3 separate regions of the Mus musculus genome follow, and all the other regions are linked to region 1. A link is a loop called in an ENCODE intact Hi-C map of the cell type or tissue named here. Cell type or tissue: left cerebral cortex. All regions are shown on one strand.

The links. A loop is a pair of places that touch in the nucleus more often than their neighbours do. Peaks named below come from ENCODE experiments on the same cell type or tissue, not always from the same donor. Only the 100,000 strongest peaks of a DNase experiment are listed, where the experiment ranks them.
Region 2: a loop joins it to region 1, with 3 times the contacts of the local background. A loop is called at or near these places in 9 of 42 quality-filtered maps.
Region 3: it touches region 1 in a loop (5-fold over the local background); 34 of 42 quality-filtered maps call a loop at or near these places.

Annotation. Positions count from the first base shown.
Region 1 is chr10:128,007,437-128,009,936 of GRCm38, reverse strand. It overlaps Hsd17b6 (hydroxysteroid (17-beta) dehydrogenase 6), which reads left to right and starts at 2,326. Exons shown (of 6, transcript NM_001359377.1): 1 at 2,326-2,454. In left cerebral cortex, CTCF peaks have their summits at 1,270 (motif pointing left) and 1,473 (motif pointing right); a DNase peak (open chromatin) is centred at 1,485.
Region 2 is chr10:127,693,789-127,696,288 of GRCm38, reverse strand. It overlaps Nemp1 (nuclear envelope integral membrane protein 1), which reads right to left. Exons shown (of 9, transcript NM_001113211.1): 7 at 1,635-1,860; 8 at 747-920; 9 at 1-61. Among named protein-coding and RNA genes, the nearest start is that of Myo1a, 10 kb to the left of the region's middle. In left cerebral cortex, a CTCF peak has its summit at 1,427 (motif pointing left); a DNase peak (open chromatin) is centred at 1,451.
Region 3 is chr10:127,944,188-127,946,687 of GRCm38, reverse strand. All of the region lies in intron 1 of Gm40805 (a long non-coding RNA gene), which reads left to right. Among named protein-coding and RNA genes, the nearest start is that of Gm40805, 7.1 kb to the left of the region's middle. In left cerebral cortex, a CTCF peak has its summit at 1,156; a DNase peak (open chromatin) is centred at 1,140.

The sequences.
Region 1 (2,500 bases):
GCTTGATCCTCTCCCTAGTGTCACAGCCCCAGGCTGAGGTAGTCTTGTCTCAGGCCATCTCTGCCCTGGAAGCCCGTGGTCATTCTGGGCATGGTCTGTCCACGAGGGACTTTAAAGCACTGGACTGTGGTTGTTTTGGACTCACTCCTTGCCTGGGCTTCCTGTATCAGCTTTCTGTGTGCTGAGATTATAGTCCTGGGCTGCTGTGTTCCTTGAGATTTTTGTTTTAAAGATTTATTTATCTATTTATTATATGTAAGTACACTGTAGCTGTCTTCAGAGGCACCAGAAGAGGGCATTCGATCTCATTACAGATGGTTGTGAGCCACCATGTGGTTGCTGGGATTTGATCTCAGGACCTTTGGAAGAACAGTCAGTGCTCTTAGCCGCTGAGCCATCTCTCCAGCTCTCCTTGAGATTTTAAAATTAACTTAAAGTTATTAGACTGATATTTAAAAACAAACAAACAAACAAACAGTTGGATGCAGTGGTACACATCTTTAATCTCAGTACTTAGGAGGCAGAGTTCCAGGCCCAGCAAGGATTACACAGAGAGACCCTGTCTCAAAACAAAGCAAGAACCATACAAACAACAACAAAACAAATAACTAAAAAGGGAATTAACGGGGGGCTGTGGTGGCACACGCCTTTAATTCCAGCACTTGGGAGGCAGGGGCAGGCAGATTTCTGAGTTTGAGGCCAACCTGAGTTCCAGGACAGCAAGGGCTACACAGAGAAACCCTGTCTCGAAAAACCAAAAAAAAAAAAAAGAGGGAATTAACATTTTCCTTCTAATACTCTGGGTATGCCCAGCAGAAGTAAAATGATTGAGAAAGAGTTTCTCCTACTGCCTTGGGAGCAGTCAGTGAAGATGGAGGTTGTCTTAGGGGAAGAAGGCAGTAAGGTCCTTACTGCACACTCAGCATGAAGAGAATATTGGGAGCCAGAACAAGTTTTTTTTTTTTTTTACCTGTTGCATATATGTCTATCACCTGAGCAAGGGCTTTCGAAAGAGGCTTTATTCAAGAGACAGCCAAAAAGAGGTCTTAAGACTCAAATCTTCCCAAGGGTGCAGAGTATTTATGGGTTAAAGAAACAGGATGGGAAGGTGTGTGTGTGTGTGTGTGTGTGTGTGTGTGTGTGTGTGTGTGTGTAGAGATGGCTCAGCACTTAAGATCACTGGATGCTCTTCCATTGTTTCTGAGTTCAATCCCCAGCAACCACATGGTGGCTCACAACCATCTGTAAAGGGATCTGATGCCCTCCCTCTTCTGGTGTGTCTAAAGACAGCGACAGTGTACTCATATAAAATGAATGAGTGAATGAATGAATGAATGAATGAATGAATGAATGAATGAATTTTTAGGAAGGAAAGAAAGAAAAGAAAGAAAGAACACGGTCATAGACCACATTGCATTCAACACAGAAGCTATTTAATCTTAAAAGGATCCTCGGGTAGAGCCTTTTCCACAAATTGCCACTGGGTGGCAGCATTGTCATTTCTTTTGTTTCTGTTGAGACTTCATCCACAGAAGTAACAAAACCTTTCCCACTTCCTGCCTTAAGCTGTCCTACTGTACAGCCCTCTAACCTACTGGGAGTTATTTCCCCTACAAGCCTTACACTGTAAGACAGCACCATTCTTTTTCAGAGCTAATATCTAGCGTATCCCAGGCTATTTCTCCAAACTCAGCAGACTTGAGACACCAATTGTTTGGGATTTCTTTTTAGTTTAGTTTCTAGCATTATTTTGCATGTTTTTAGCAGCTAAAAGAGTAATTTACTTTGGGGATATTCCTTAAAATATTACTTTTTATTTTTGTTTTTTCTCCAAGACAGGGTCTCTCTGTATAGCCCTGGCTATCCTAGAATTCACTCTCTAGACCAGGCTGGCCTTGAACTCAGAAATCTGCCTGCCTCTGCCTCCCAAGTGCTGGGATTAAAGGCTTGCGCCACCACGCCTGGCTAAAATATGGCTTTTTAAATCTTTATTTTATCTCTTACATTGTTTAAAAATTATTAGTATGTTGGAAGTGATGGGAAGGAGATCTGTTACGCTGCCTAGGTCAGTCTCAAACTTGCATGTCAACTTAGACTTTCATTTATTCTATTAGTCTGCAAATAATTACTGACTAAATGGCATACGCAGAATACTGACTAGAAAACATTGTTTCTGGGTGTGTGTGCACAGGGGATATTGGTGAATGAACTGCTAATCTGAATGGGAGGATCCACCTTCCATGTGGGCAGGTACTGTCCAATCAGTTAGGGACCAGAAAGGTGACTTCCTCTTTCTTAAACCTGGAACACTTTAATTCTGTCCCCAAGGGCAGAGTGATAGACTCCCAGCAATGTAGGACTCACCCTGTGCCTCCCTGGATCCTTACTCTGAGGGTTATATGATCAGTTTCATTGGATCTGAAGACCTGGACTTGGACTGAGACCTCAATTACAGTAAGCCTGTCCTGAGAGTTCTCAAACTCTACAATTATGTGAGCCA
Region 2 (2,500 bases), 310 kb after region 1:
TTCGTGAACAGAAACTTCATTTGGCGTGAGGTGGAAAGAACCTTCCACAAAGTCAGCAAATCTGCAAAAGAGAGGGATGTTTGTGAGGAAGCGCACGTCTGTCCTTCCTGAACGGCTTTCAAAATAAGAACAGACTAAAAGGCTCAGTGTGCCTGTAGTTCAAATTATACCGAATTTAACAAAGTCCTGCCCTTGCTTCGGCAGATGCATAGACTGAAGCAAGAACTAGGCACGAGGCAAGGCTGGGATCCCAGGCCAACATGCTGGGCACTCTCGTCCTGCTTGGCACTAACTACGCTGTCCTTGTCCTGGGTAGTTACGAAGTGCTAAGGTTCCCTGAGTCACCATAGACCTGATAAGAAGAGACTGAGCATTACAGTTCTCTGCACTTATGGCCCTATAAACTTTATGCTATCATGATTCCAAACTGAAACTTCACATACTCTTTGGTACAACTGCTCCCAACCAAAGGGGGGTGGGGGTGGGGGTGGGGACTCAGACATTAACGTCAAACACACAAGGGCCACACTTAAATACGGTACTGAAGTCTTCACAAGTTAGTGATATAACCCCAACAGTGAGGTAGCTGCCTGGGGAAACAAGAAATAGATTACTACTTTCTCTTGACTACTGCTCCTAGGTGAGCAATAATCAAAGGGCAAAATACAACACTGTTATCTGGAAGCATCATCTGTCAGACTTGAGGTCATTAACTACCCAGAAATACCTGGCTTATCAGAGTTTACCTTTTTGGAGACTGAATTCGAGATATGGTCTTCCAGGCAGAGCACTCCGGACTGTTACAAAATTCTCGGAGTTCCTGTAAAGCCTTTTGGGTCTCCACCTCTCCTTGTATCCGATACTCTTCTTCTGTCAGGAGGCGAGGGGGGACAGGCTTTCCTGATGCCTTACACATCCTTCTGTGCTCACCAAAATAACACCATGAGTCATTAATCAGTATCCACACCATCCTTATGTCCACTTGTCCCAGGAGACAACCACACTAAGATAAGACTCAGCATCGACAGTCATCACCCAGCTTTCTTCCACACACACCCTTCATTACAGTGTACTATCGTGCCAAACATGAGTGAAAAGCCAGAGTAGTCAAACTCACTTATTTTCAAATAAATGACAAATAATTTATTTTCCAATAAGTGGGAAAACAACAAAATGATGTTATAATGTTGTGGTTTGTGACCTCAGGTCCTCACTCTGAAGGTACTGTTTTGATTACCTGCAATGGAGCAGCCATGGCCATTTCAGAATCCAGGGCCACTCCATATTGACTTTTCCAAGAATACCATGCTATGAATTACATCTCAAATAAAATTAAGGTTTTAGAGCAACTTGACAGTCAGCGTGACATGATCTGAAACCTGAACTTGAGGCCTATGTACAAACCAAACACTGATATAATTTGCACCACCTAGTGGTAGCAGGAACACATGACACTTTACTGGTTGCTTTTATTATAAAAAAAGAAAAAAAGTATTATCTCAACAGAGAAAGGAACAAGGGTGGGAGCAGGTGACATCCCACTTACAGAGGTTCCCAAGGAAAAACTAAGCATCCTTTCGCTGCAAGTGCATCCCATACCCCACATGTCAACAGTCACCCTGCCTGCTAGTCACCTGTAGGTGCTGCACAGCCAGTGGATAGGGTATTCCAGGTTCTTAGTGCACAGTGCAATGACGATGAGAGCAAAGGCAACGTGCGGGATCTGGATACTGGAATACATGAGTCCCAGGCCCAGCAGCTGCAGCGTCCAGGTCAGCAGGTTAATGCTTCGTTCATTTTCCAGGGGCCCATATTTGTAGCACACTGCAAAACTCATGAATCCAACTGTGAGGATGTAGCCTGTGAGAAGAGGCATCATAAGACACTGGGTGGAGAACAGCACAAGCTCACCAGATGCATCTACTGGACCAGAAAATTAGACACATCTGCACTCAATTATTCACTTATTTTGAATTCTCGGAAAATATATTTTCCTCACCGTTCTTCATGTACATACATGTATCACTCACTGTTCTTCATGTACGCATATGTATTATTCTTATCCTTTTATCACAAATTTATTTACTCAAGTAACAAGGGGTTGAAGAGGTGGCTCATAGGTTAAGAGTGCTCAGTGCTCTTGAGAGGACCCACATTCATTCCCAGCATGCACTTGAGCATCTCATGACTACCTGTAACTCCAGCTCCGTGGATGATGCTACAGGCATTGCAGTCAAGTGCACACTCCCTCACACATAGAATTAAAAACTAAATCTTTGGTGGTGGTGGTTGGTGTTTTTTGAGACTGTTTCTTTGTGTAGCCCTGGCTGTCCTCAAACTCACAGAAATCCACCCATCATTGTCTCTCAAGTGCTGGAATGGTATGTACTACCACATTTGGGGGAGGGGGAGGGAGGAGGGGAGGGGAGGGGAGGGGAGGGGAGAGAGGGGAGAGAGGGGAGAGAGGGGAGAGGGGAGGGGAGGAGAGGAGAGGGGAGGG
Region 3 (2,500 bases), 63 kb after region 1:
TCTCCTCTCCTCTCCTCTCCTCTCCTCTCCTCTCCTCTCCTCTCCTCTCCTCTCCTCTCCTCTCCTCTCCTCTCCTCTCCTCTCCTCTCCTCTCCTCTCCTCTCCTCTCCTCTCCTCTCCTCTCCCCTCCCCTCTCTCTCTCTCTCTCTTTCTTTCTCTCTTTCTTTCACATTTATTTATTTTATGTACATGAGTACACTGTCACTGTCTTCAGACACACCAGAAGAGGGCATCGTATCCCATTACAGATGGTTGTGAGCCACCATGTGGTTGCTGGGAATTGAACTCAGGACCTCTGGAAGAGCAGTCAGTGTTCTCAACCACTGAGTCACCTCTCCAGCCCTACTATTCCCCTTCTTAATACTCAATCACTCTTTGTATTTTTTTTAACTTTCTTTTAGTGTTTTTGTTTTGTTTTGAAGACCATGTCTCACTCTAGCTATGGCTGTCCTGGAATTCGATGTGTAGACAAGGCTGGCCTCAGACTCACAGATCCTCCTGCCAAGTGCTGGGATTATAGGAGTTGGCCACCAAGTTTGGTTCTTTGTAGTGTCCATTCTTGGTTATTTCTGGAGTTCTTTGGTGGCCATTTAGAGTTGCAGTTATTTTGGGGTAATGGGGCAGAAGCTCATAAAACTGGCTTGAACTGGCTATATAGCCAAAGATGGCTCGCCTGCCTCTGTCTTTTAAATACTTGTGGGCTGGCTGGTGTTAGAATTCTGGGACTTGACTGTAGAGACCCTAGGCTCCCTGTAACTCAGCTACATCTCATTGTCAACATTGTTATCTTCATTAGAACTGGAAGCCAGAGTCCTGTCTGTTCTTTGTACCCCACGAGCTGAAATCACAGTAAAGATCAGAAACACAAAGAACATTTAGGAGATTGTTGAGCAACATTTTGCAACACTGGATGCAGGTGCTAAATAGGCCTCTGTGGCAAACAGCCTGCTCTGAGACGGACTCCAATTACAGCCATGGGAAGGATGTGGGAGGTTCCTGTGTGGATTCAGCCCTGCACGTGCACAGCTGTGCACCTGTTATGGGCTTTGCATATGCACTAGTCTCAGGTCAAGTTTACCAATGGATCCTAAACCTGGTACCATACCAACCGCAGGCTTTTTTGCTGAATCACAGGGGAAGTGCACCACCTTGTGTCATGATGGAGAATAGCCACAGTGGTACAGGGTCATACAGGGTTACTAGTCATTGCTAGGTGGGAGTCCTCCAAGCCAAGTTGCCTGAAGTAATTAGCTGGGATACACTTGCCTCAGGCAGTCTGAAGGTGCTTTGAGGACAGTGCAGCTAGTCTGTAAGAGGGGCTGCTAGGCTCTAATAGCTGTGGACCCAGCAACAGCTTAGCTCACTCACTGAAAAGGCAAACATTAAAAGGTACTTACAAGAAAGACAGTGATGTTAACTTTTTTTTTTTTTTTTTTTTTTTTTTTTGAGACAGGGTCTTACTGTGTAACCCAGTCTGTCCTGGAACTCACTCTGCAGACCAGGCTGGTCTCAAACTCAAGATACCTGCCTGCCTTCCCTTGCTTCCCAAGTGCTGGATTAAAGGCAAGCACCACCACCCTGCCCTCTACTCATTTTCACGGCCGATTTACAGACTGTATAAACACACCACATTTTGCGTCTCCACTTGTTAGTTGACAGACATTTTGGGGGCTTTTATTTTTTAGCTGTTACGAATGTCTAGCTGCCAACAGTTGTGCACACGTTTGTGTGTCTAAGTTTACCACTTTAGGAAATCATCAGTAGGTCTTCTCTTTCTTTCTTTCTTTCTTTCTTTCTTTCTTTCTTTCTTTCTTTCTTTCTTTCTTTCTTTCTTTCTCTCTTTCTCTCTCTTTCTCTCTCTCTCCCTCCCTCCCTCCCTCTCTCCCTCCCTCCCTCCCTTCCTTCCTTCCTTCCTTCCTTCCTTCCTTCCTTCCTTCCTTCCTTTCGTAAATTTAAAAATTTATTTATTTTATGTGTATGACTACACTGTCACTGTCTAAAGACACACCAGAAGAGGAAATCAGATCGCAATTATAGATGGTTGTGAGCCACCATGTGATTGCTGGGAATTGAACTCAGGACCTCTGGAAGAGCAGTCTGTGCTCTTAACTTCTGAGCCATCCCTGCAACCCATCATCAGTAGGCTTTCTAAAGTAGCTGTACTATCGAGCTTTACTGTATGTCATAGTTGGGCCAAATTTCACATGTTTGTGGTACTCTATTTTCTTTTTTTTTTTTTTTAAGATTTATTTATTATTATAGATAATCACACTGTTGATGCCAGAAGAGGGCGTCAGATCTCATTACGGGTGGTTGTGAGCCACCATGTGGTTACTGGGATTTGAACTCAGGACCTTTATAAGAACAGTCAGTACTCTTACCCGCTGAGCCTTCTCACCAGTCCCCAGTACTCTATTTTCTTGACAGTTGTTTCATTTTGGGTTTTATTTCTGACTAGATAGTTAAGATAATATTTTAATATTTTCCAGCCAGTTATGAT